Regions from separate parts of the Mus musculus genome. Here regions 1 and 3 are each linked to region 2. Evidence: chromatin loops called from intact Hi-C (ENCODE). Cell type or tissue: heart. All regions are shown on one strand.

Region 1 (8,000 bases), 310 kb before region 2:
ACGAAACACCAGCCTGTAGGGTTGTGGGTGAGCATAGCGTCGGAGGCCTGGTGTGGAGCCCTGCAGCTCTCCCTAGCTGAGACCTGGGCTGAGCATAGCTCATCTCCTAAGGAAGCAAGGCAGGAAGGCCTGGACTCTGAGCCTCTGCTGCTGCTGCTCTCCCTCCTCCTCTTCGTCCATCTCCCACCTCTATTCCCCCTCTTCTCCCCTCCCATTTATCTACCCTCCGACTCTATCTCCTCCCATCTCCCCTATTTCCCCATCTCCACCCCCACCCCACCCCCGTCTCTCTGTCTCACCCTCTCCGTGTCTCCTACATCTTTAATGTTTCTGTCTCACTGTCTCCAGATCACCGTTAGCCTCCCTAGCTGTCTCTCTCTGTCTCTTTCTCTCCTCTTCCCTCCTTCCCGCTTCTCCTCCGAGCTCCCGCCTCCCTCTCCGAGCAGCTGTTCCTAATAGACTGTTAATGACAGTACAGTGGGTGGAAGGCAGCATCCTGGGGGAGCCGCCATGATCTGTGTAATTGGTCTCAAAGGAGACAGAAGTGTCTAATATTTACACACCAGCATTAGTCCTTCGGGAACCTCATCTTGGCTGGAACCTTACAGGGAATGCTCCAATGCCATGTCCCATCACCCCATCCCTTGCTCTGAAGGGCTTTAGTTAAGGACCCAGCTTCTCTCTTTGGGTGCAGCATCATTGTCAGGAGTGGTTTGATCTGGTGGCCAGCTGCACAGTGTCCCTTCCAGTTAGAGCCATCGAGGGTATTTGCAGGAGACCCCAAGGAGAGAGTCTGAAGGAGCCAGCTCCCTGGTGAGGTCTGGGTGTCTGAATGCTGCCATGCCCTCTGCCCTCCTCTGCCCATGCAGAGTCAATATAGCCCTTGTTTTGCTTAGCTAGCAGGAGGCACAACTGGGAGATACTGTCTTCCTCAGGCTGTAGGCTAGCTGCCTCCTCGTCGCCAGTGGCTGGCTATACCATACCAAGAGGGACAGAACTGTGTTCATGGCCCCAAGTCTCCCTCCCACAACCTGATCATTTCTCTGGGTGCCAGGGGCTGTAAGCGCCAAAGAACTCCCAGGCATGGAAAGGGTGGGGCCAGAGAGAGGCGGGACCCAGGAAGGACAGAGCTGCAGGAGGCCTCTCCCCTGGGTTCCAAGTGAGAGCCTGCTGCCACTGCCCAGCTACACTCAAGCTTCCTTAATACTACAAACCTTTCCCAACCCCCTCACCCAGTGCTGGCAGTACACTCTACAGTACTTCCTTTGCACGTGTGTTCCAGTTCCAGCTGGGGCAACCACAGAGCACAGGGTGTCTCCAGGCCTCCTGTTGGGCTGGGGAGAGGTGTGTGTGTGTGTGTGTGTGTGTGTGTGTGTGTGTGTGCAGGAGCCCAGAAGCACAGGGTGTCTCCAGGCCTCCTGTTGGGCTGGGCAGGTGTGTGTGTGTGTGTGTGTGTGTGTGTGTGTGTGTGCAGGAGCCCAGAAGCCTATTGAGAGCATAGCAGGCTTCCACCTCCCTTGCTTCCTATGGAAACAGAGCCCTGCCAGCACCTTCCCGTGTCTCTGATCATAAAAACAATACGTGCAGTCTCCCGTCGGCTTTATAATTCAGCGTGCTCCCGTGTGTGGGGCTGGCATTTGTAAGAGCAGCTGTAAGTGGGGTTTTTCTTTCTTCCTTTTTTTTTTGTCTCCCCTCTATGACAGCCTTATTGAGATATAACTCGCAGATCACGCAAGCCACCCACTCGGTGTATTCAATGGTTGAGAATTGAACACACACAACATGGTGTGCCCATCACCAGCTTAATTCGAGAACATTCCCACTGCCCTCCAGAACCCAACCAATCCTGTCTCCTGCGTGACTGGTCCCCCATCCTTCCCTCCCCAGCCCTGGCAGCCGTAGCCCTCTGTCTGCCTCTGATGTTACCTGCTCTAGGCAGTCCTTGTCGGGGCCATCACACTCTGTGTGTGTGTGTGCGTGTGTGTCCCTCATGTCTGGCTTCTGCCACTGAACGTCAGGTATCCAGGTGTCACCCATGTGGAAGTTCCATTCATCGTGGCTGAATAGAATTCCTCGGTGTGACCTGCTCAGTTTGCTTTTCCACCGAGCCTGTTGGGGGTGGGGCAGCGTTTCATGTGGGCTTTTGTGAGTGGCATGGCTGTGAGCTGCCGACATAGACTTGTGTGTGTGTATGTATATATGTATGTATGTATGTATGTATATATGCAGGCATGTTTCCTTCTCTCTGACACACACATGGAATATGTCACAGCTGCCCAGTCTAGCCATCCTAGGCCCTTGCGGTTGTCCTTCTGAAGAGCCACACAGCCTGTCACTTCAGGGAAGGACACTTGCCTGTTTTGTCTGCCATCACCTTTCAGCCACCAGTATGACACTGACAACGGAATGGGTACTCAGGAGATACGGGGTGAGTGGCCCAGCCTGTGGTCAGCCTCACGACCCCCTACACAGCAAGGTCGGCTTCTGCTGGTCGTGGCACCTGTCACCTGGGCCAGCAGGAGGCAGATATTTCTGTTCTGTGCCATTGGGCTGGGCAGATGCCAAGGCCTAAAGTTGCCCAGCCAGAGGCAGGAGACAGGCCCTTCAGCACTGGTCTGCCTCTCCAAACACTGATGGGCCAGAGGAGGAGAACCCTGAGAGGGCCTGGGCCTGGTTGGTCTTGTCTTCTGGGAGGTCTGCAGACCTGTACCTAAGACACAGTGGTTGCCTAGTGGGCTGGCTGGCATAGACATTGTCTCATCTCCTCCCTGCCTCCATCCTCCTGGGAGGTGTTCTCACCCCTGTGGCTTCTGTAGGACCCCTACCCTGTCCTCTGGACTCAAAGGCACCAGGTCATGAGACATAGGTTGGGACTGCCGTTGACTCCGTTTTAAAAGTGAGGACGCTGAGGCCTAGAGGGATGGGTGTCTCTCTCTCTCACTCTTTCTCTCTCTCTCTCTCTCTCTCTCTCTCTCTCTCTCTCTCTCTCTCTCCTCAATCGTCTGAGCCACATGCACTGAATGACTGAACTCGGATTCAGACCTTTTCTTTTCTTTAAAAGAAAAACCCAAACAGAAACAGGGTCTTCTATAACTAGACCGACCTCAAACGCACCATGTAGCTAAGGATGACCTTGAATTCTTGAACCTCTTGCCTCCACCTCCCGAGTGTGGAGATTTCAGATGTGCATGACCACACCTGGTTGTGTGTGCTGGACAGCCACTGTGCCTGCTGAGCCATATCCCCATCCCGGGGCATTGTTAATATTCCTCCTTCAAGGTGTGAAGTTGTAGACAGAGGTTCTCAACCTGTGGGTCCCAACTCCTTTCACTGGTGGCCCGAGATCATACCGCATATCCAATATCTACATTATGTATTGATCGTTTTTGTTTTGAGACAGGGTTTCTCTGTGTAGCCTTAGCTGCCCTGGAACTCTCTGTAGACCAAACTGACTTTGAACTCTGAGAGATCCACCTGCCTCTGCCTCCTGAGTGCTGGGGTTAAAGGCGTGTGCAGCACCAACACCCAACTTATGACTCATACCAGTAGCACAATTACAGTCATCAAGGAACAATGAATGAATTTTATGGTTGGGGCGGGGGGTGTCTTCATCACATGGAGAAGTGTCTAGAAAGGGTTGCAGCATTAGGAAGGCTAGAATTCTGCTCTGGAATGTTCTCTTCTCTGCCACTTAGAGACTTGTCTTGGGCAGGCTCGCTCTGGTTTATGAGTCCAGCCTCTGTTCCATTTCCCCCTTACCCCTTGGGCAAATCCCAAGCCTGCCTGTGGATTCCAGGGCTCTGCAGAACCCAGTTTGGGAAGATTGTCAGTGATAGGCCAAGGGTCCCCACATGACCTGACGGTTTTGATGAGTGTGGGATAGGAGGGGCTCGTGAAGCTCTGTGGCCATGGGGGTCATTCTGCAGAGCTGTGTCCCAGCCACAGCCCTCCTCTTCCCAAGTGACAGACATAACAGGAGCAGTGGAAGCCATGAGGCCCAGAGTCCCTGCACGCTGTGCACCTCTAACTCTGTGCTGAGCCTCTCTGAGCCTCAGTCGATGTCGCCTATGACTATGACGTGGGCTCCCAGGCCACTTCCTTTGCAGGGCCTTGGTAGAGCAGATGCTGCACAGAGTAGGGATAGGTGACACCCCAGCCTCGGTCCCCAGATGCTCCTTGCTAAGGTGAGGAGGCTCCAGGCAGAGGCCTGCTTCCGCCAGCAGGCTGTACTAAGCACCGGGGATGCCGTGGCGGTCGAGCGTATGGTGAGCATATGCTTCAGGAACATGCTGCCCGCGGAGGCACACGCCCGCCCACCATAGAGCGGAGCGGGCCCGTGGAGCCTGCCTGATCTGTATGCTCCTCTGTTCTTCCTAGAGTCACTCTATCCCCATTTGGGAACTACTGGGGCCTCAGGGTGACAGGATATGCCCAGCTGCCCACTAGATGGCTCTGTCCCCTGGGGGCCTGGCAGAATTTCAGCACTCAGTGGATTCTGGGACTTGGGATGGAGTCTTGGGGGTCGGGGGTCAGGGCTGCCGCCGCCTCTGCTGTCTGCAGTACCTACTGTGTGCTTCATTTCATGCAGTGGGGACAACAGAGGCTGGGAGCTTAAGTCAAGAATGGCCTGGTGTGCATTTGCCACCAGAGGGCGTCCAGGCTGTGAGAACCCTGCAAGGGTTCCTGCTGATAACAGAGCTCCAGAGCCCTGAGGGGGAAGGAGCAGGCAGGGAGGGTGCTCCTTGCTGAAGGCTCTGCTGAGCACAGGCCTAAAGTGAGCGGAGGCCAGCTGGCCCCGGCTCTGTCAATCAAGGAGGATGTAGGCAGCCAGAGTGCAGGATAAGGTTGCAGTGAAGGCTAGATCCAGGGTAAGCACGGGCCAGTTTTCCATGGTGGGTGGGGCATGGAGGATGAGGAGACGGAGGTGGCTTGTGGGTGCTTCTGTACCATCACCCTTACACTACCTACAACAAGCCAGGCCTTAGCTCACCCGCTAACCACCCCGCTACAGGCTACATCTTCCATGGGGTTCAAGAAGTCATGTTAATTGGCTTGGGTCGCAGGGAGCAAGATGGGTGCCCATTGAGGCTCTCCCCTCCTACCTCTGAGGACTCACCTTTCTCTTCTCGGAAGTTTGTCTGGGCTGCCTGCCCCAACACCACTGTAGGCCGGGATCCCTGAAGATGTGGCTCTTTTAGCTGCTCAGGCTTGGCCCTTCACATACATAGTGGGTCCTTAGTGTATTCTGTGTCCTCAGAATGGCGGCCACGTAGGAAACGAGAACCCAGGCCCTCAGAGTTGGAGTTGTGAATCGTGTGTTTCAAGGTCACAGTTCTGAATTGTCACCAGCCAGGGAAGCCGTGCCTTGAGATCACCTCGTTCTTGCATCATCCCCAGCCTGTTTGTTCTGGTTCTAAGTCAGCCATAGAACAGATGACAGGAGAAATTGCTACTCAGGCAGCAGGGCAGGTGGGTGGGTCAGATGCTGTGTGGTCAGAGAATCTGGGGGTGAGAGCCTGGTTGGGGACCATTGGTCTAGCCAGGGGGACGGCCTGATGGGTGGTTCTGGTGGTGGGACAGGCTGAACGGGGGAACTGGCCTGGAGGGGGTGGGAGATGAGCCTGGCTGGGCCCTGGGCCTGGCCCTAGAGCCAGTTACATTCAGGGCACACACTGTGACCTTGTCACACATAATGGCTGCCAAGACCAAGGGAAGGGACCATCCAGTCACAGCTGGAGGTAGCGGGGCATCTGGCTTGCTCTGCTCATCAGACTGTTTGCCATGAGCTGAGTCCCGTGTCCCCTGTTAACCCCAGGCTGAGTGAAGGGAGGGTAGGAGCAGCAGCCCCTGCAGCAGCTCTCCAGGGCCCCGCTGCCTTAGATCCAACACCGAGCAGATGGGCAGGGAGAGCGGGAGAGGCTGCAACAGTTGGTGGCTGCCAGCTCCCAGCGCAGCGGGAGTGAGAAGCCAGCCGGGATGGAGGGAGTGGCAGAAGCCCAGGCTCCTGTCAGCACCTCCCAAGGGCCTCTCAGCCCTTCCAGAGACCTGAGAGCCAAAGGCCTGAAGGTCTAGCACAGTGTACACTGGTGGGCGGAGCCCCACTGACCCGAGGACAATCCTCCTAGCCTTGGTCTCCTCTGGGGCTGGCATGATACCAACATTGCTTTTCCATCTTGTGTGACCTCAGGCTAGTCTCTGAGCTTATCTGTTCCCCTCCCCCCACCCAAAAGTTAGAAAGAAAAAAAAAAAGGCACCACCACCCTCCTTGCAAACACTCTGGGACTGCAGGGGCTTATCCTGGTGAAAGCTCTCAAAGGTAGAGGGTGTCACAGGTAAAAAATGATGTAGGCTCCTCCTGGAAGGGAGATCTGTCACCTCTAGGGGACTAGAACAACTGGCTTCAAGGAGAGAAACAGCCCACAGCTGGTTCCACCTCTGCATAGCCTAAGGCTCTGCATCTTCCATAGTGCCTACAAGCAGCCTGGAACCTGCAGGGATGCTGTGCACCTGGAGGAGCTCGCCAGCCCAACCGCACCTCTGTGTGCTCACCTGTGTGCTCAGCCCCGGCCTCTGTCCACCACTCACCCTCCTCTGGCCTCAGGGCAGGCTCACACCAGTCGATAAAGGTTTTCTTTTCAAGAGATTCCGGTCAGCAGAGGCCTCCAGCCACTGTGTGGCCGTGAGGGTTTATTTAAAATCTTTAGGAGTATTTGCAGTGCTAGGAGCAGAAGCCAAGGTGTCGCCCGCTGTGCTAGGCAAGCATCGCTCTGCTTAAATGACACGCGATGGCAAACCTCAGCTCTGAGTTGTACCGCTGAGTTTCAAGTGCCCCTTTATCCACGGGTGGCTGGCAGTGGTGGTGGCAACGGCTGCTGCCTTGGATAGTGCTGATCTAGAACAGTCTGCTGTTAACGGGCGTACTACTAGCTGGCTCCGCTCTTGGGCATGTAGGTCTTTGGTCTGGTGTGGGCAGGACAGGGGGAAGTCAGCGATGCAAGGCAGGTAGTTTCTATGTTAGTTTTAGAGTTTGAAAAGAGTGTTCTGGAACAGTCAGTGTTGGGAGCTTATTTGTGTTTTTTGTTTTTTGTTTGTTGTTTTGGTTTTTTTGTTTTTGTTTTTAAATCCAGGTCTCAGACACAGCACATGATGTGACTGGTTTTGTATGCATTTATAAGTTGGTTAGTATACTGACTGCTTTTGTGTGTCAACTTGACACAAGCTGGGTTATCACAGAGAAAGGAGCCTCCCTTGAGGAAATGCCTCCATTAGATCCAGCTGTAAGGCATTTTCTCAATTAGTGATCAAGGGGGGAGAGCCCCTTGTGGGTGGTACCATCCCTGGCCTGGTGGTCCTGGGTTCTATAAGAGAGCAAGGTGAGCAAGCCAGGAGAAGCAAGCCAGTAAAGAACATCCCTCCATGGCCTCTGCATCAGCTCCTGCTTCCTGACCTGCTTGAGTTCCAGTCCTGACTTTATTTGGTGATAAACAGCAGTGTGGAAAGTGTAAGCTGAATAAACCCTTTCCTCTCCAACTTGCTTCTTGGTCATGATGCAGGAATTGAAACCCTGACCAAGACAGTTAGTAAGCCTTAAAAGATGAACAAAATGGCGTCCCGGGCAAGCATCTTGTAGACTGTCTTCATCAATACAGAAGAAGAGACTGGAGTCAGGTCCTGTCCCTAAAGCGTCAGGAGCTGTCCTCTCCAGCCCCAGCTGGGCAGGGTAGCCATGGGTGCCCGGGGAACCGTGGGCCCTCCTCTCCTCCTGCGCCTCCTTTGCTTGGTTACAGAACAGATGGAGTGAGGGCCTTGGCTGAGGAGCTGGGCGCAATGTACATGGCGCAGCAGGGAGGCCTGGCCAGGAGCGAGGACTGCCTCAGCCACTTTAGGGAAGGGCAGAGAGACAGAGGTGGGCCTTAAGTTTGCTCCCCGGTCTCCCAGCAGGATGACCTGCAGTGGGATGCCTGTGACAGGAGCAGGGTCGTTTCTGTGGCCAGCAGTTC
Region 2 (8,000 bases):
TGGCCACTGTTTCCTTTCTCCCCGCCTCGGGCCTGAAGGGGATGGGGTGGGGGGAGGATTTGCCACAGCAGGTAAATGAGACAATGTTACAGTTGTCTTCCGGGCCTGGCTTCTTTCACTTAGCATACTATTCACAGTCTTATAGCAAAGGACAGGTTTGTTTGTGTGTTTTTTAAAAAATATTTGAGTGGGACTGTGGTTGCACGAGCCTTTACTCCCAGCACTTGGGAGGCAGGGGCAGGGGCAGAGGCAGGTGGATCTCTGAGTTTGAGGTCAGCCTGGTCTACAGAGCAAGTTCCAGGACAGTCAGGGCTACACAGAAACTCTGTCCCCATAATCAAACCAAACCAAACCGCAATCAACAAAAACAAAAATAAAATAAACAAAACGACTAAAGAAATATTTCTTTTATGTAGTTAGGTGTAGCGGTTTGTGCACACAAGCGCAGGTGTCAGGGAGCCCAGAGGAGGCATACAGATGTCCTGTGTCCTGGAGATGGAGATCTGCAAACAGTCCTAAGCCTCATGATACGGGTGCTGAGAACCAAACTTGGGTCTTCTGCAACATGAGAACGGGACATGCTCTCAACCACTGAGCCATCTCTCCAGCCCCTTTGCTGCTTCTTATGGCTTCCTGGTACTATTACAGAATAAGACTTCATTCAGCCACTGAGGGACACTGTACCTGACTTGGCAGCTGTGAACGGGGTGAGCTGGGGTGGCACATCTCATCGATGCAGTTCCTGCTCTGTCCACTAGAGGGCAAAGAAAACCAGCGACCAGAGAACTTAGGAACCAGTCTTCAAGAATGGAGCTGGGTAAGGTGGTCCACACCTATCACCCCAGCACTCAGGAGGCTGAGACAGGAGGATTAATAGTTCAGGCCACACAGTAAGTCGCTGTCTTAAGAACAGAGGTATCAAGGAGAAGGGAAAAAGAGAGAAAGAAGGAAAGGAGATTCTGGGTGAAGCAGTTGGAAGATGAGGGTCTAGTCCCAGGATGAGGGGAGACCCACAGAAGCCCCTGCCACAGGGACACAGGAACACAGGGCTCAAGGGAATGTACTCCCAGGGGAAAGCCAGACCAGCTTGAAGAGAAGAGGAAATGGTGTTGGACCATAATGCAAAGTAAAAGATACCCCGGACCATCGTAGCATGAAGGATAAACAAAGAAATAAATAAGGCAGTCAAGACAATCACCATTCTGAAAGGGATACAGGATCCCTCCTCTGGGAGGCACCTCCCAATGCCTGTCCTGTCAATGTGGCTGTGCTTGGGGACTTCCCTCCAAAGAGCTCAGCACCAGCGGTTTTGAAAACTGTCAGTCTGCAGTGTGACCCCATAACATCCTGGGATGAGAAGGGTGGTCTACGCCCCTGCCTTCCTCCCACACGGCCCACAGCTTCCACAGCTCCAATTTAATCTCAAGAGAAATAGACAGGCTCCCAGCTGAGGCTTTGCTGGGTGTGGTAGCACACGCCTGTGATTCCGGAGCTGTGTGTGTGTGTGTGTGTATGTGTGTGTGTGTGTGTGTGCAAGGCAAGGGGATCAGAAGTGCAAAGGCATTCTCAGTGCAGAGCAAGTTCGAGGCCAGCCTGGAAGAGATGGGGCCCTGTCTCAAAACAAACAGAACTTGGCACTAACTTGTTGTTGTTGTTGATTTTGTTTTTGCTTTGAAAATGTTAGCATTTCCAAGCCACCAGGACACAGGCATCCCCGACACCGTTCATCTTCTCTTCAGCTCTTCTGCTAAACAATTTGGCCTTCAGGAAGACAGATCGCTTAGGGAACCTTCTGTTCCCCAGAACTTTGTAGTAGCCTGATTGCACAACATCAAGGATGGGAGCAGCTTCAGTCTTTTTTGTTTGTTTGTTTGTGTTTGTTTTTGTTTTTTTGTTTTTTGTTTTTTCTTGCAGCATTGACTCGTGTCTGCTCGCTATCCGGTGTCCACAGTTTGACAGCTGGGCAGAAGCTCTGGTTCCCCTTCAAGTGGTGATGCCTCATCCCAATCTTCCCAAAGTAACCTGCATGGGATTTGTCAAAATTGTTCCGGTGGTGATGCAGGCCTCTGGCATTCCCCGGCCTCCTGGGTGCTTGCGGTAGTTACTGTGGCTGTGGCTCGTGTGGCCCCGGAGTTTCTGGGTGTTCCTCATTTCATTGCATGGTGGCAGCAAAATGGAAAGAGCTTTTTCTTTTCCTTTCTTTTTTTTAATTTTAAAATTTTATTTATTTATTTATTTATTTTTGTTTTGTTTTGAGACAGGGTTTCTCTGCATATCCCTAGCTGTCCTGGAACTCAATTTGTAGATCAGGCTGGCCTCGAACTCAGAAATCCGCCTGCCTCTGCCTCCCAATGGTGGGATTAAAGGCATGTGCCACCATTGCCTGGCTACCTGTTTTTTTATTAACATTAACTTTTTGCTTATGTTTTCTGAGACAGGATCCCACTTAGCCCAGGCTGGGTTTTAACTTTCGACATAACTGTGATTGGCCTTGATGTGTTTTGTAAAGTCAACAATATGCTTTAAAGAGCGAGGTACGGTGCAGTGGGTTAGGGTACCTCAGCGGGCCCATGCTAAGGCAACCTTCCCTGCAAGGTACCAGCCGTAGGTCTAGTATAGCATAGAGTTTATTCTATTGAAGGGGGGTTGAGAAGGGAGTAGAGACAGAGAAAGAGAGAGGGGAGAGATAGAATGAGAGAAAGATATGGAGCTGGAACAAAGAGACAAAGAGAAAACGCTGGCCAGGAACATGGAGGGGGCAGGAGAGGGAGAAAAGAGTCAGAGAGAGCAAAGGGGGTCAGAGAGAGAAAGTCAGAAACTTTCCTTTCCTTTCTTTCTTTCCTTTTCTTTTCTTTTTTCTTTCTTTCTTTTTTTTAGGGTGTCTATGACCAAGGCTAGCCTGCAACTCATCATGTAACCCAGGCCTGCCCCAAACTTGAAGCTTCTGCCTCCCAAGTACGGAGTCTAGAGAACGGCCACGCCTGGCTGCTGTCTAGGCTTCTGTGGGAGTTTGAGACGGATGGAGTCAGGGGTGCAACTTACTGCGTGAGCAGTGAGTACCAGGGGGACAGATGAACGTCCACAAACGCCTTAGCCTTTGGGAGCCGTGGGTACCCGGAGGAGCCCCGCACCCCGTCTGGAAGAACCAGAACGCAGATCGAGCCTCCGGCTCTCACCAGGTGGCCACAGGTATTTCCCACCCACCTGTGGCTGTGTGCAGCCTGGCAGCGGGTCCCGCCCCTCCCCGCGAGCGAGCGAGCGAGCGAGTGAGCGGCCTGTTCTTGCCTGCAGCTGGCCCGCCTCCTGGTTTTGGCGGGGGAGCCATCGAGACAGCCCCACCGCGCACATTCTGGCTGGGCCAGGCGCGCTCACACGGCTCCGACATGGTGTGAATACACTCTTGTGTCTCTTTGCCATCTGCTGCTGTCATTAAAAAATTACATTTCCATCTGTTTTCACACTCCCCCGCCCCGTCTCTCTTCCTGCAGGAAAAGACATGAATCCCAAGTGTTGTGATCAGACCGGTCCTTGTCTCCTGGAGCCTGAAAACCGGCCTCGGACACACACAGGAACTGGCCCGGTTGCCCGCAAGCAGCCTCTTTAGTTTCCTCTTTAGTAGCCGTTGGCCGTGATCTCTGCTCACCCCAGTGCTGACCGGAGCTATTCACGATGCTTTAAACTATTTTAAGCTGGGCATGATGGCACACACCTTTAACCTCAGCGCTCAGAATGCAGAGGCAGGTGGATCTCTGTGAATTTGAGTCTAGCCCGATCTACATAGAGAGTTGCAGGGCAGCCAGGGCTACATAGAGAGACCCTGTATAGAAACAACAAAAATAAAAATGTGGGTTTGCTTACATGTATGTTCTGGTGTTCTTAGAGTCTGTATGAGGGTATCAGATACCCTGGAACTCCCGTTACAGATGGTCGTGAGCTCTCTGCAAGAAGGACTCTTAACCTCTGAGCACCCCTCCAGCCCCGGCGTTTTGACGTTTGAGTCTCTCTTCCTTCCTCAGTCTCTCAGAGCGCTAAGATTTCAGGCCTGAACCCAGGCCCCAGATGCTGGGCTCACTTTGCTTTGTTTTGTTGGGTTTATAGGAGATAGTATCGCCTGGTAGCCCAGACTGGTCTTGAACCCCCTCAGATACATAGTGAGAACCTGTCCCCTAAAGAGGTGTGGGGTAAGGTGGGGTGGGGCGGGGTGGGGACAGGAAAGCAGGTTCAGTAGTTATGAGCATTGGCTGCTCTTGCAGAGGACTCAAGTTCAGTCCCACAATGGTGGCGCACAGCCAGCTGCAACTCCAGTCTCGGGGGATATGGTGCCCTCTTCTGGCCTCTTCTGGAATTGCATGTGTACAGTGGACAAACATCGATAGGAATTAAATAGTTGACAAAATTAAAGTTTAGAAACGAAAGGGGAAAAGACCAAAAAAAAAAAAAAAAAAAAAAGGAAAGGAAAATAGGGCGTGGTGGTTTACTCCTTTAATCTCAGCTCTTGGGAAGCTGAGGCGGGGGCATCTCTGTGAGTTTGAAGCCAGCCTAGAGAATTCCAGGACAGCCAGGGCTACATAGATAGACCTTGTCTCAAAAACAAACAACCCTCATTTTAAACCACTGCCAAGGAGACACTCACCCTAAATTAACACAATCTTCAACTTTCTCCTTAATTTAAAATTACTATTATTATGTGTGTGCAAGGGAGAGGTGTGTGTGTGGGCCCACGCGCACGCATGAGAACATGTGGAGAGCTAAGGACATCTTTGTGGAGACAGTTCTCTTCTTTCTCCTTTATATGGGTTCCAGGGATTAAACTCGGGTTTTCAGGCTTCATGGCAAGCACTTTTACCCAGTGAGCCCTCTCACCAGCCCTGCATCTTCAACTTTTTTTAAAAAAGATTTATTTATTATCTGAAGGTACACTGTAGCTGTCTGTCTTCAGACATAGCAAAAGAGGGCGTCAGATCTTGTTATGAATGGTTGTGAGCCACCATGTGGTTGCTGGGATTTGAACCCAGGACCTTCAGAAGAGCAGTCAGTGCTCTTAACCGCTGAGCCGTCTCTCCAGCCCCACATTTTTAACTTACAATAGATTCAAGGCTCACTTGGAAGCTCTCAAGAGGATCTGAGGATGGCGAAGCACAGCTGTAATCCCAGAGGTTGAGAGGTTCAGGCTGGAAGGCTGGAAGGTCAGAAGTTCAAGGCCAGCCTGGGCAACATGAGTCTCTCTCTCAAACACAGAACAAGATAAAAGTATCAGTAATAATGGCACATGCCATTGTCTCAGTATTCAGAAGGGGAAAGGAAGAGGCAGGAGGATTGGGCTACATGGCAAGATTTTTGTCTCAAAAAAAAAGGAAAAAAAAAGAAAAAGCCAGAAGGTGATAGCACAAAACTTTAATCCCAGCCAGGCGTGGTGGCACATACCTTTAATCCCAGCACTCAGGAAGCAGAGGCAGGCAGATTTCTCAGTTCGAGGCCAGCCTGGTCTACAAAGTGAGTTCTAGGACAGCCAGGGCTATACAGAGAAACCCTGTCTCAAAAAAACAAAACAAACAAACAAACAACAACAGCAACAAAAAAAACTTTTAATCCCAGCGCTTGGGAGGCAGAGGCAGGCAGATTTCTGAGTTCTGAGTTGGAGGCCAACCTGGTCTACAGAGCAAGTTCCAGGACTGTGGGAAGCCATATGTGCCGTTGCAGAGTGGCACTGACTACTGCTGGCCACCACGCATAAGTTTGGACAAACAACCAATGTGTACATATACAGGAAAGTTTTTTGCAAAGACACTGCTTGGCCCAGGCATGATAATGAGGCTTTGAGAGTATAACCAATCAGATTTGAGACATTCAAATGAGGTATGATAATGAGGCTCTGTGAGGTACAGAGAGTAGCCAATCAGATGAGGAACATGCAAATGAGGCGTAGTGCATAACCAATCCGGGTGTGAGACACGCCTCTCCTAGGCCTATATAAGCAGCACCAGTTCTGGGCTCGAGGTCTTTTCGCCTCTGCAATCAAGCTCTCCCAATAAACGTGTGCAGAAGGATCCTGTTGCAGCGTCGTTCTTGCTGGTCGAGTCCGGCGCGCACAAGACAGGACAGCCAGGGCTACACAGAGAAACTGTGTCTCAGAAAGAGACACACAGAGAGTGGGAGAGAAAGACAGAGAGACAGAGTCAGAGACAGAGAGACAGAGACAAAGAGAGACAGAGAGAGACAGAGAAAGCTGTGCTTAGTGGAGGAGGCAGCATGGGCCAGGCCCTGACTTCCATCCTGTCTTAGTGAGGGTTCCTACTTCCGTGAAGAGACACCATGACCACATCAACTCTTAAAAAGGAATACTGGGTCTGACTTACAGTTCAGAGGGTTAGGCCACTATCATCATGGCAGGAAGCATGGCAGCACTCATGTAGACATGATACTGGAGAGGAGCTGAGATTTCTACATCTGTGTCTACAGGCAACAGGAAAAGAGAGAGAGAGGCACTGGGCCTGGCTTGAGCACCTGAAACCCCAAAGCCCGCCTCCAGTGACACACTTCCTCCAACAGGGCCACACCTCCTAAGGGTGCTGTTCCCTGTGAGCCTTTGGAGAGAGACAGTTTTCATTCAAACCACCGCACATCTCTAACAAATGAAAGAACAATTGCCCAGGGGGGGGGGGGTTGCGGGGAGGGGGGGGAGGCTCCCAGATCAGGTTCTGCTTTGGGCTAGCTTCTGTGGTGCATTACAGATGAGGCAAGCCAACCCTCCTTGGAACTACAGCCGCTTACATGGCTGAAGCAGCCAGGGGTAGGGGAGTCACACACAAACCCCATCCAGGTGTTGATTCCCCTAGAAAGACACGGAGGAAGTCTCAGCCACAAACTGGGGTGGGAAGAGGCACCCACATTCCTGCCCTTTCGAGGGAAGGCACTGCCCCAGGAGGTCTGTGGCTGAGCCCCACTCACCATCCCACCGCAGTCTCAAGAGGTCCACAGGCATATGTGAATGGTTACTCCCCCAAGCCAGTCCAGGCTCCGAGAGGCTGGCAGCCTGACGGTGTGACTGACTTCTACTTACTGGTTGTTCATTCTGGGGTTCCTCGTATGTACCCTTAACTGCTGGTGGAGAAACAGCCCAGTGAGAGTGACTTTCCTGGGTTACACAGCATGTCCGGGCTCTCATGCCTCGTTGGGCAGAAACTTGCTCAAGGCAGTCCTGTCCTTATGTTTCTGAAGGTAAGAGCCCTGGACACGGGCAGTGTGCAGTAGAGGAGACCCAGCTCACTGTATTCGCAGGGAGGGTCTCTGTCCTCTCTCAGCAGACACCGTCAGGGTAACAGCTTCCAAGATTCTGACTTCTCTAGACGCGCTACCCAGCGAGGAGGCCTCAGAAGTGGATTCCCAGGCCCAGGATCTCCCTATAAGAGCTCCAGGCAGCTGACCCCGCCCAGCCCTCCCACCCAATCCCCTGTTCACAGCCTCAGGCCTGTTGCTATGGCACTAAGAGACTGGATGAAGAGAGCTATTAACCAGGGCTAATGGCTCAGCACCACAGGCAGATGGGAGAGGCTCAGCCAGTGGACTCAGCCCCATTCCTGGGCTGAGAAGGGAGCAGGAAGAAAAGTATCAGACCTGGCTCCCTGGGGGTGAAGGATGCTTTGGGGATTTGCCTTGGCCAGTGCGCAGCAAAAAGGTCAGGGTAGACTGGATGGGCTGAGCACAGCCCTCAGCTTAAATACTGGCAGCGATGTGGGCTCAGGTTGTTGAAATTATTTGTCTGTGAGATGAAGTCTTTGAGAATACAGTCTGCAGAGGGGCTGTGGCCCCAGGGCATCACGCCCCAATCTCTTGGTTTATTTTTCTCCCCTTGGGTGGTGAACCATGAATTTGAACCCACAACCTTATGAAGGCAAGGCAAATAAATGATCTACCACTAAGTTATACCTCAGGCCTTTTTTTGTTTTGTTTTGTTTTTTTGTTTGTTTGTTTGTTTGTTTGTTTTTTGAGACAGGGTTTCC
Region 3 (8,000 bases), 300 kb before region 2:
CGGAAGTGTTGATATCCTTGGGTAGTGGTCAGGTTTCAAGGTGCCCTGCGTGAGTGTGTGTGTGTGTGTGTGTGTGTGCGTGCGTGTGCATGTGTGTGTGTGTGTGTGTGTGTGTGTGTGCAACGCACATTCATGTGGGTATGGTGTGTAGCATTTGGGCTTTGGGCTGTCAGGTCCGGAAGTGTCCCGCTCTGTGTCCCGCCTCCTCTTGGCCCCAGTGGTCTGTACATCTCTGTCCACTTGGTAGCGATGGGTTCCAGGAGCCATATGCTCTCTGAGGAGATCTGTGGGTGCCTTCTGCTGGTCCCTGGCATGGATGTGGCCATAAGTGCACAAAGCCATCTCTGGGAAGCTCAGGCCACCCGTCAGGGACTGCTCACTGCCTCCATAGCCTGCATCTCACACAGGAGCTCCTTCCCGCAGCGCCCCCCCCCCCCGTTCCATGGGGTCCTAGTTGGTGGTCCCCTGTCTGGGCCACAAGTGCTCATCTGAACCCATCTCCAGAGCTGACTCAAGTGTGGAGGCAGGAGCATCATCACAGGCTGGGAGGAGTTGGAGTGTGGCTATCAGGGACTGTGGAGGCCTGGACAGCGGCTACCAGTGAGGCCCCCTTACTGCCCTCACCTCCCCTGTGGGCTGCTAGTGGTTCCCCTCCCATATGCGTGGTCCTTGTCTGCCTCCCTTGTCAGATCCCACCAGCCGTGTCCCTTCTCTTGGGACACTAGGACCCTGACCGACTGACCGGTCTACTGTCACAGCTACCCAGACATGGGAGCTAAGGGAAGAGACGTAGCTGTGTCTGTCCCTGCCTCTAGTCACTTTGATTCATGAGAGAAGGGGAGGGGTTGTGGGCTCTGCCTGCAGAGAGAGCACAGCCCAGGGCCCTGGAGGCTTTGGAGTCAGAGATTCCTGGGTAACCAGGGTGGGCACAGACTCCAGGACATGTGGGCTAGATGAGTGCCTGAGGCCTGAGGGAGGCACTCCATCATACAATACAGATATACATCATATACATAGACATATACATACACACACACATATACATCATATACACATACATCCTATACGTATGTATATACACATACATATGCATCATATACATACACATATACATCATACACACACACACACACACATATATATATATACATATATACATACATATATATACATTGCTTAACATGGAGGACAGAAAATAAGCAAGCTGCCTCTAACTTTCTTTCACTCTGTTGACTGATCTAGGTGGTGGCTTCTCTAGGGCTATGGGCACTTCCCTGGGGACCTTTCCCCCTTCCTTCTCACCTTGAGGTGTCCAGATGATCTCCCTACAGCAAAAGAGGCAGGGAGCCTTTGTAATTGACTTGTGTTCAGACTTCTGAACAGCCTGTCATCTGCATCAGTAGAAGGGAGAATGCCTGTGTGTGTGTGTGTGTGTGTGTGTGTGTGTGTGTGCCTGTATGTGTGTGTATATATAGGTGTGTGTATGTATGCCTGTGTATGTATATATGTGTGCTTGTGTATGTATGTATGTGTGTGTATATGTGTGTGTGTATGTGTGTGTATGTATGCCTGTGTGTTTGTACATGTTTGTGTGTATGCCTATGTGTTTGTATATGTGTGTATGCCTATGTGTGTGTATGCCTGTATATGTATGTATATGCCTTTGTGTGTGTATGCTTGTGTGTGTATGCCTGTGTGTGTGTATGCTAGTGTGTATATATGTATGTATGCCTCTATGTGTGTATATGCCTGTGTTTATTTGTATGCTTGTGTGTTTCTATATGTGTATGTCTGTGTGTGTATGCTTGTGTGTGTATGCTTTTGTGTGTGTTTGTATGTCTCTGTGTGTCTATGCCTGTGTGTTTGTGTGTGTCTGTGTATGTCTGTGTGTGTCTCTGTGTATGTATGGTTGTGTGTTTGTGTGTGTCTGTGAGTATGCCTGTGTGTGTTTGTGTCTCTTTCTCTGTGTACCCACTCAACATCTCACTAACCAGCGAGCAGCAGGCCATTTTGGGGGGCTTTGGTCTCTGCTGAGCTGGCTCATTTTTCAAACCTAATGACTGAGGCTTTAAAAAGGAGAGAGAGGGGTACAGCTCGGGGTTCAAACCTGCATCCCCTCTGGAGCCTGGCATGGCTTCCCTAGGGCTGGTCATGTGCTCACTAATGCCCACCCCAGCTTTCTGAGCAGCCCCCAGCTTTCAGCCCTCAGCCTTGGACTGGCCAAGGCTCCTCAAGGCCAGTGGCTGGTGGTCGGGGTGCCCCCTCCCCTTCCTGCAGCCTTGACTGTCTGAGGGCTCTGCCCAGTGCAGTGCGGGGCGGAGCCGCTGTAGTGGTGCTGACTTTCCCATTTGCAACCCTCTTCAGACATTTTCAGAATCTGGAAACAATTAAAGCGGCCCAGTGGGGGCTGATTGTACGCAGTCAAAGCGCCGGCTGTTGTGTTTGTCAGATTGATGTTGCCCTGGGCTGGCTGCTTTGTTAGCGCTCAGTCCTGCGTGGGGCCTTGAAGGAACCGCACACTAGAGGGAGGGAAAAAATCCATCTCATAATCCTCAGAGGCGCAACTCCGCCAGCTGGAGACATCATGGCCTCGGGTGTTTCCAGGGTGGGCGAGGTGCTGGAGGAGGGAGAGGGTGGCTTCTAAATGGGCCTGTCTGGTTCCTGAGACAGCCCATCCATTCTGGAGACAGAAGGAGAGATGGGAGTCTTGACCTGGACCTGCAGGCTGCCCGGCTGGGAGAGCTGCCTGGGTTAGGCAAGGCTGCTTGTCATCCCTTGGTCTTGTAATGGCTTGTTCCAGTCAGGAGGAGTCACCAGGAATCACTCACTGAAGGCCAGGGGGAGGCATCTCTAGAACCCAGTGTCCCTGCCCCTTAGTGAGAGAACAGACATGGGAAGAGGGAGCACCAGATGGAGCACCAGGCCATTGGATGTTAGCCTGGACCTCGGCCCACGATGCCAGTCTGCTGAGTGGTCTGCGCTGGCAGATTCGGACTCTGGGAACGGGAGGGTCACAGCCCTTTCCGAGACAGTGGGAGGGGATGCCAGTGTCCATTCACAGAGGGTGCATAAGAAGGTGTCTATGCACTCACTGGGTGCTCACCTGGCTATGAGGAGACTTGTGTGGGTGCACCCCAAAGCATGATGGGAGAGATTGAAGCTTGATACACCCACAAGCCATAGGATGACCATGGGCATGAAGTGCAGCTGAGCAGGAGCAGGGGAAACTAAGAGGTGCAGAGTTTCTTCCTAGGGCTGTGAGAACGTTCTAGAATAGACAGAGGTAGTGGTTATGGGACTGACCGTGTACTCTGTATCTCTAGACTGACCAGCATGACCCGGGGTGTGTTTCACCACACCATGGAAAGAGTTGACGATGGGCGGGGCTGGGGAATGGGTCAGTTAGGAAAGTGCTCCCTTAAATATGAGAACCAGAGTTGGATTCCCAGCACCCACGTGGTGACTCACAACAGTCTCTTAACAGGTCCAGGGGATCTGTCACCCTCTTCTGGCCTCTGTGGGCCCTGTACACACATGGTTCACAGACATACATGCAGGCAAACCATACACATAAGTTAATAAACCAAGTTAATATATACCTGTATATATAATATATTATATATGTATATAATATATGATATACATGTATAATTCATAATATACTTTATATTATATAATATATATTTTATATATCATGTTATATATAACATATAGTATATATCATATATCATATATTATATATATGTACAGTAGTAGCATGCATCTAACTTTGGGGGTGTGGAGGCAGGAGCCTGGTGCTCACTGGCAAGCTAGCTTAGCTGTATCAGTGAACCTCTGGGTCAGTGAGAGACCCTGTCTCAAAACGCCAGATGGCAAAGTGATTGAGGAGGACACCTGACAATGACTCCTGGCTTCTCCATGCATGTGTACCTGTGTCTTACATCAGCGTGAACATGAACAGAGACAGGAGAGGAGGGAAGCATGCTGGCTTGCTCAGTGTGCTCCAGTAGAGGTTGCTGCAAGTCCTCCCTCTAAGATCTGGTGCAGCTTGCTCTGCAACTCAGGGCTCTAATAGCCACACTTGGCTCCGTAGGAGGGACCCTCTCAGTAGCGTGATGCGTGCCAGGTGTGTCATCCCTGATGTCTAGCATCCCTCACGGACGAGCCTCAGTCATGCTAACAGGTGCCTGCTGTCCTCTCACAGAGAATGGGGCTGATTCAAGGAGACCGCTGTTGTAATCTTCCCAGCTCCGGCTCCTCCTCTGCTCTGTGGGTGGTGGAAGGACTCTGTGGCCTCCCGCCAGCAGCCTTCAGGCACACAGCGTCCTACCATAGCTTCCTGCAGCCTGTGCCCCTGCAGGGCAGCTGTCGACTGGAGCAGTCACAGCTCTACTGTTGGCAGCCGAGTATGCTGTAGGAGACCGAAGGCAGTAGCAGGAGCTGAGGCTCCGTGCAAAGGAGGGTTCAGGTCTCACCGCCAGGGTGCTCAGTGGAGGCCTAAGGTCAAATCCCAGAAGTCTGTCATTGGTGTTGGACGCCTGGGGGGGCTGAACAGCAGTTCTTAAAGATCCAGCCTCAAGCCCAAAGCCCTGACCCAGGTACAAGCTGGGCAAGGTTGAAACAGGTGCCACGCCCCATGCTTCCAGCAGATGGCGCTCTCACCCTGGGAAGGGCGCTTGCCTGGGGAGGTCAGGGTGGAGAGAGCTGCTGGTTGTGCCCCCTTTATTCTTTCATGGCAGGTTTGGTGACTTGTGGCAGAGCCTGAGAGTGTTGTTCTTATGTACTTGGGCCTTGGGATTCCATCCTACCCATGACATCCTTGGGTGCCAATCATGTTAACACAGTGGGTTCTGGGTGTACAGCCAAGCCATGGAGAAAGGGGGGGGGGGGTTCCTAGTGGGTTCCTTGGTGAGCTTGCCATTTCTAAGTTGTAGATGGGTAAACCAGAGAGGTACATTCACTTGCCTGAGGCTACACAGCTGAGATTACAACCCTAGCTTGCTGGGCAACTGGAGGACCTTGCAACTCCTGGGTTTTGCTGGGAGCTGGCTCTATGCTGTTTGAACACTCTGAGGAGAGTTCCATGTCTAATCTCCAGGGCTGGCACCACTGAAGTGGGGGAAATGGAGACACAGGGACTTTGGTATTGTGCCCTGGGATTGTCAATGATACTATACAGTAGACAGGAAACTAGGCTCAAACCAGGCCAGGTCAAAGTCATGATCCCATTTTATACATGTGACTTAGGTAATTTGTGCCCTTGGCCTGGCTGAAGTGTGGTATTTGAAGCCCTGTCACCAAGTGTTTGTTTTTTGTTTGTGGGTTTGGTTTTGGTTTGAGACAGGGTTTCTCTGTAGCCCTGGCTATCCTGGAACTCTAGACCAGGCTGGTCTTGAACTCAGAGATCTACCTGCCTCTTCCTCCCAAGTGCTGGGATTAAAGGTGTGAGCCACCATTGCCCAGCTTCTTTGTGGGTTTCTGTACTTACTTTGATTAGTGTTGAGGAAAAAAACATTGGATTTAATACTGCAGGGTTTTGTTTTGTTTTGTTTTGTTTTTTTAAAGCCATTTGAGCTGGATGTAGAGCTGGACGAGGCAGAAGCAGGTGGGTCTCTGGTTATATAACAAGTCACAGGACAGTCAGAACTACATGGAGAATTTACTTATCTCAAAATAAAAGAAAATATAAGTAAAATAAAATTACCTGTGACTAGAGTGAGCCCCCTGTAAGCAGGAATTCAAAGCAGCTTAGTATTTTTGAACCCAAATTTTCGGGAGTATTTTTAAAATATACTTAATTGTTTGTATGCCTGTGCGTCTCAAGGTGTTCATGTGGGGGTGGTCAAAGGTCATCGTGGGGGCTGGTTCTCTCCCACCATGTGGCCCTGGAGGATTAAACTCAGGTTTTCAGGCTTGGCAGGAACTACCTTTATTTACTGACCCATCTAGTTGGCTCTGGTATGGCTCTGTGTGTGTGTGTGTGTGTGTGTGTGTGTGTGTGTTTGTGTGTGTTTAATGCAAGCATGGGTTGGAGGGATGGCTCAATGGTTAAGATCACTTGTTGCTCTTGCAGAGGACCTGAGTTCGATTCCCAGGTGGCTCACAAACCACCTATAACTCCCGTTCCAGGGGGATCTGCTGGCTTCTGCTGACCTCCTTGGGTACCAGGCACACACGCAGTGCACAGACATACACTCAGGCAGAACATCCCTACGCAGAAAATTGATTAAGTCTAAAAGTAACTAAGTCAGGTACAAACTCAGCTTCCAGGTAGCCAGTGGGGCTGCTGCGACCCCAGCTCGGCTGTACCCTGAGGTGATGACTTGGGGAAGGTGGGAATCAAGGCCACGGGAGAGCCTGCAGCTCACCTGAAGCAGACCTGTGGCCCCACACCTCAGTTTCCTCTTGACCTTGGGTTGTATGTCCCTTGTCTATGCCACCGGGCTATGCTCATCAGATCAGAAACACACAGGCAGTGTGCTGATTGGTGAGGCGGGGGTGGGGGTGGGTGGGGGTGGGGACATGACCTTTGTGGATTTGTTTGCTTGCTTGCTTTTGTTTTTGTTTTGTTTTTCTTTGTCTATATTATGTGTGCATCTGTGTGAATGTATGCCACATATATACAGGAACTGCAAAGGCCAGAAGAGTGTCAGGTCCCCTGGAAATGGAGTTACAGGCAGCTGGGATCCACCCAGTGTGGGTTCTGCGACAAAACGTGGGCCCTCTGGAAAAGCAGCCAGCACTTGTAACCACACAGCCCACAGCCGTCTTCTCCAGCCTAAGAGGGAGTATTAGAACCTGATTTCCCTCAGTTTCCTTGCATATTAGAGAGGCAGCCCTCCCTGGAGGTTTAAGGGAAGCGGGGTTCCTGGTGGAGGAGGTAAATTTGGGGCGAGGGGGGATTCAGGGGAAGCTGTGGCTTGGCAGCCCCTTCCTCTGAAGTGTTGTTCCAGGACCCAGCGTAAATCTGAGGGGAGTTGGCTCTACTCAGGCTCCAGAACATTCTAATCTTCTGTCCAAGTGCAAGCTGTTTCAGAGCAACAGAATTATCCCCCTGCCCGGCCTACCAGCATATGGTCTGCTGAAGTGTGGTCCACGGGCTCTGTCAGGCAGATGGGTGTGCATGGAGGTTTGAGGGAACTGCAGAGCTCTGCTGCCCATCGACCAAGACTTTGAACAAGGCCTCTCCAGGCCAGACTGAGCCTCACTGGTCAAATCTGACGACTTCCAATCTAAGGAGGCCCTACAGGAGCCCAGGGGGACTCGCATGGTCCCTTTATTTTCTGTAAACCCTCCTATTACCAAAACCGTCAGCATTCTCAGTGTCTTCCCATGTGGTGTGTCCTCAGAGCACACTGCCTGAGCATCTGTTTTTCTTGGGAAGCCAGGCAGGGACAGAGGGGTCCTGTGGGCTAGGCTGGTCATAGAGGTGGGTTGTCAGGGCCAAGGAGAACCGGGTCCTAGGCTGCCTGCCTAGGTCCTCCTCCTGGCACGGTTTGTTCACCTCCAAGGCCACTCTGAGGTCACCTGGAGAGGGTAAAGCAGCCAGGAGAGCTGCCAGGTGACCCTGCTGTCCTAGGCCTCAGAGTGAAGACACAGGGGAAGTCTGGGAAGACTCAGCAGGCGCACCTGTCACACAAAGGGTCCTTTAAGTACAGAGGATGCTGCAGAGCTGGAGGGTGCCCCTGTCACCCTGTCACCCTGAGCCCCACAGGGGCAACAGAGGCCTGGGGAGTGCGAGCGCAGCCCATCCAGGACCCCCATTCTTGTGCTACAAAGAACAGGCCACTCAATGGTGGCTGGTGGTGTTCACACCCCGCCCCATTTTCAGCTCGCAGCTGCAGCCTCAAGTTAATTAACCCTCCCAGCACCTCTCCAGAGGAGCTAATTAGGACTCAGATCTCCTCCGTGGGTGGCTAAACCAAGGCCCACGGGGCAGAGGGAGGGAAAGAGGCTGAGCCTGGGCTCAGTGTCAACACTGGCTCACACAGCTTTGTGTT

What was found. Hi-C counts contacts between places; a loop is a spot of excess contacts. Peaks named below come from ENCODE experiments on the same cell type or tissue, not always from the same donor. Only the 100,000 strongest peaks of a DNase experiment are listed, where the experiment ranks them.
Region 1: a loop joins it to region 2, with 3.0 times the contacts of the local background. A loop is called at or near these places in 8 of 42 quality-filtered maps.
Region 3: a loop joins it to region 2, with 2.7 times the contacts of the local background. A loop is called at or near these places in 5 of 42 quality-filtered maps.

The regions. Positions count from the first base shown.
Region 1 is chr8:120,284,006-120,292,005 of GRCm38, forward strand. It overlaps a transcript of Gse1 not described here. Among named protein-coding and RNA genes, the nearest start is that of Gm32968, 40 kb to the right of the region's middle. In heart, CTCF peaks have their summits at 2,506 (motif pointing right) and 4,632 (motif pointing right); DNase peaks (open chromatin) are centred at 1,126, 4,816 and 5,926; H3K4me3 peaks cover 484 bases; H3K27ac peaks cover 5,485 bases.
Region 2 is chr8:120,595,416-120,603,415 of GRCm38, forward strand. Gm10614 (a long non-coding RNA gene) reads left to right here. Exons shown (of 4, transcript XR_003947476.1): 3 at 417-3,189; 4 at 3,489-3,863. Among named protein-coding and RNA genes, the nearest start is that of Gm10614, 10 kb to the left of the region's middle. In heart, CTCF peaks have their summits at 4,328 (motif pointing left) and 4,528; DNase peaks (open chromatin) are centred at 3,426 and 4,236; H3K4me3 peaks cover 480 bases; H3K27ac peaks cover 610 bases; H3K27me3 peaks cover 561 bases.
Region 3 is chr8:120,296,405-120,304,404 of GRCm38, forward strand. It overlaps a transcript of Gse1 not described here. Among named protein-coding and RNA genes, the nearest start is that of Gm32968, 27 kb to the right of the region's middle. In heart, a CTCF peak has its summit at 4,646 (motif pointing right); DNase peaks (open chromatin) are centred at 4,327 and 4,607; H3K4me3 peaks cover 588 bases; H3K27ac peaks cover 4,704 bases.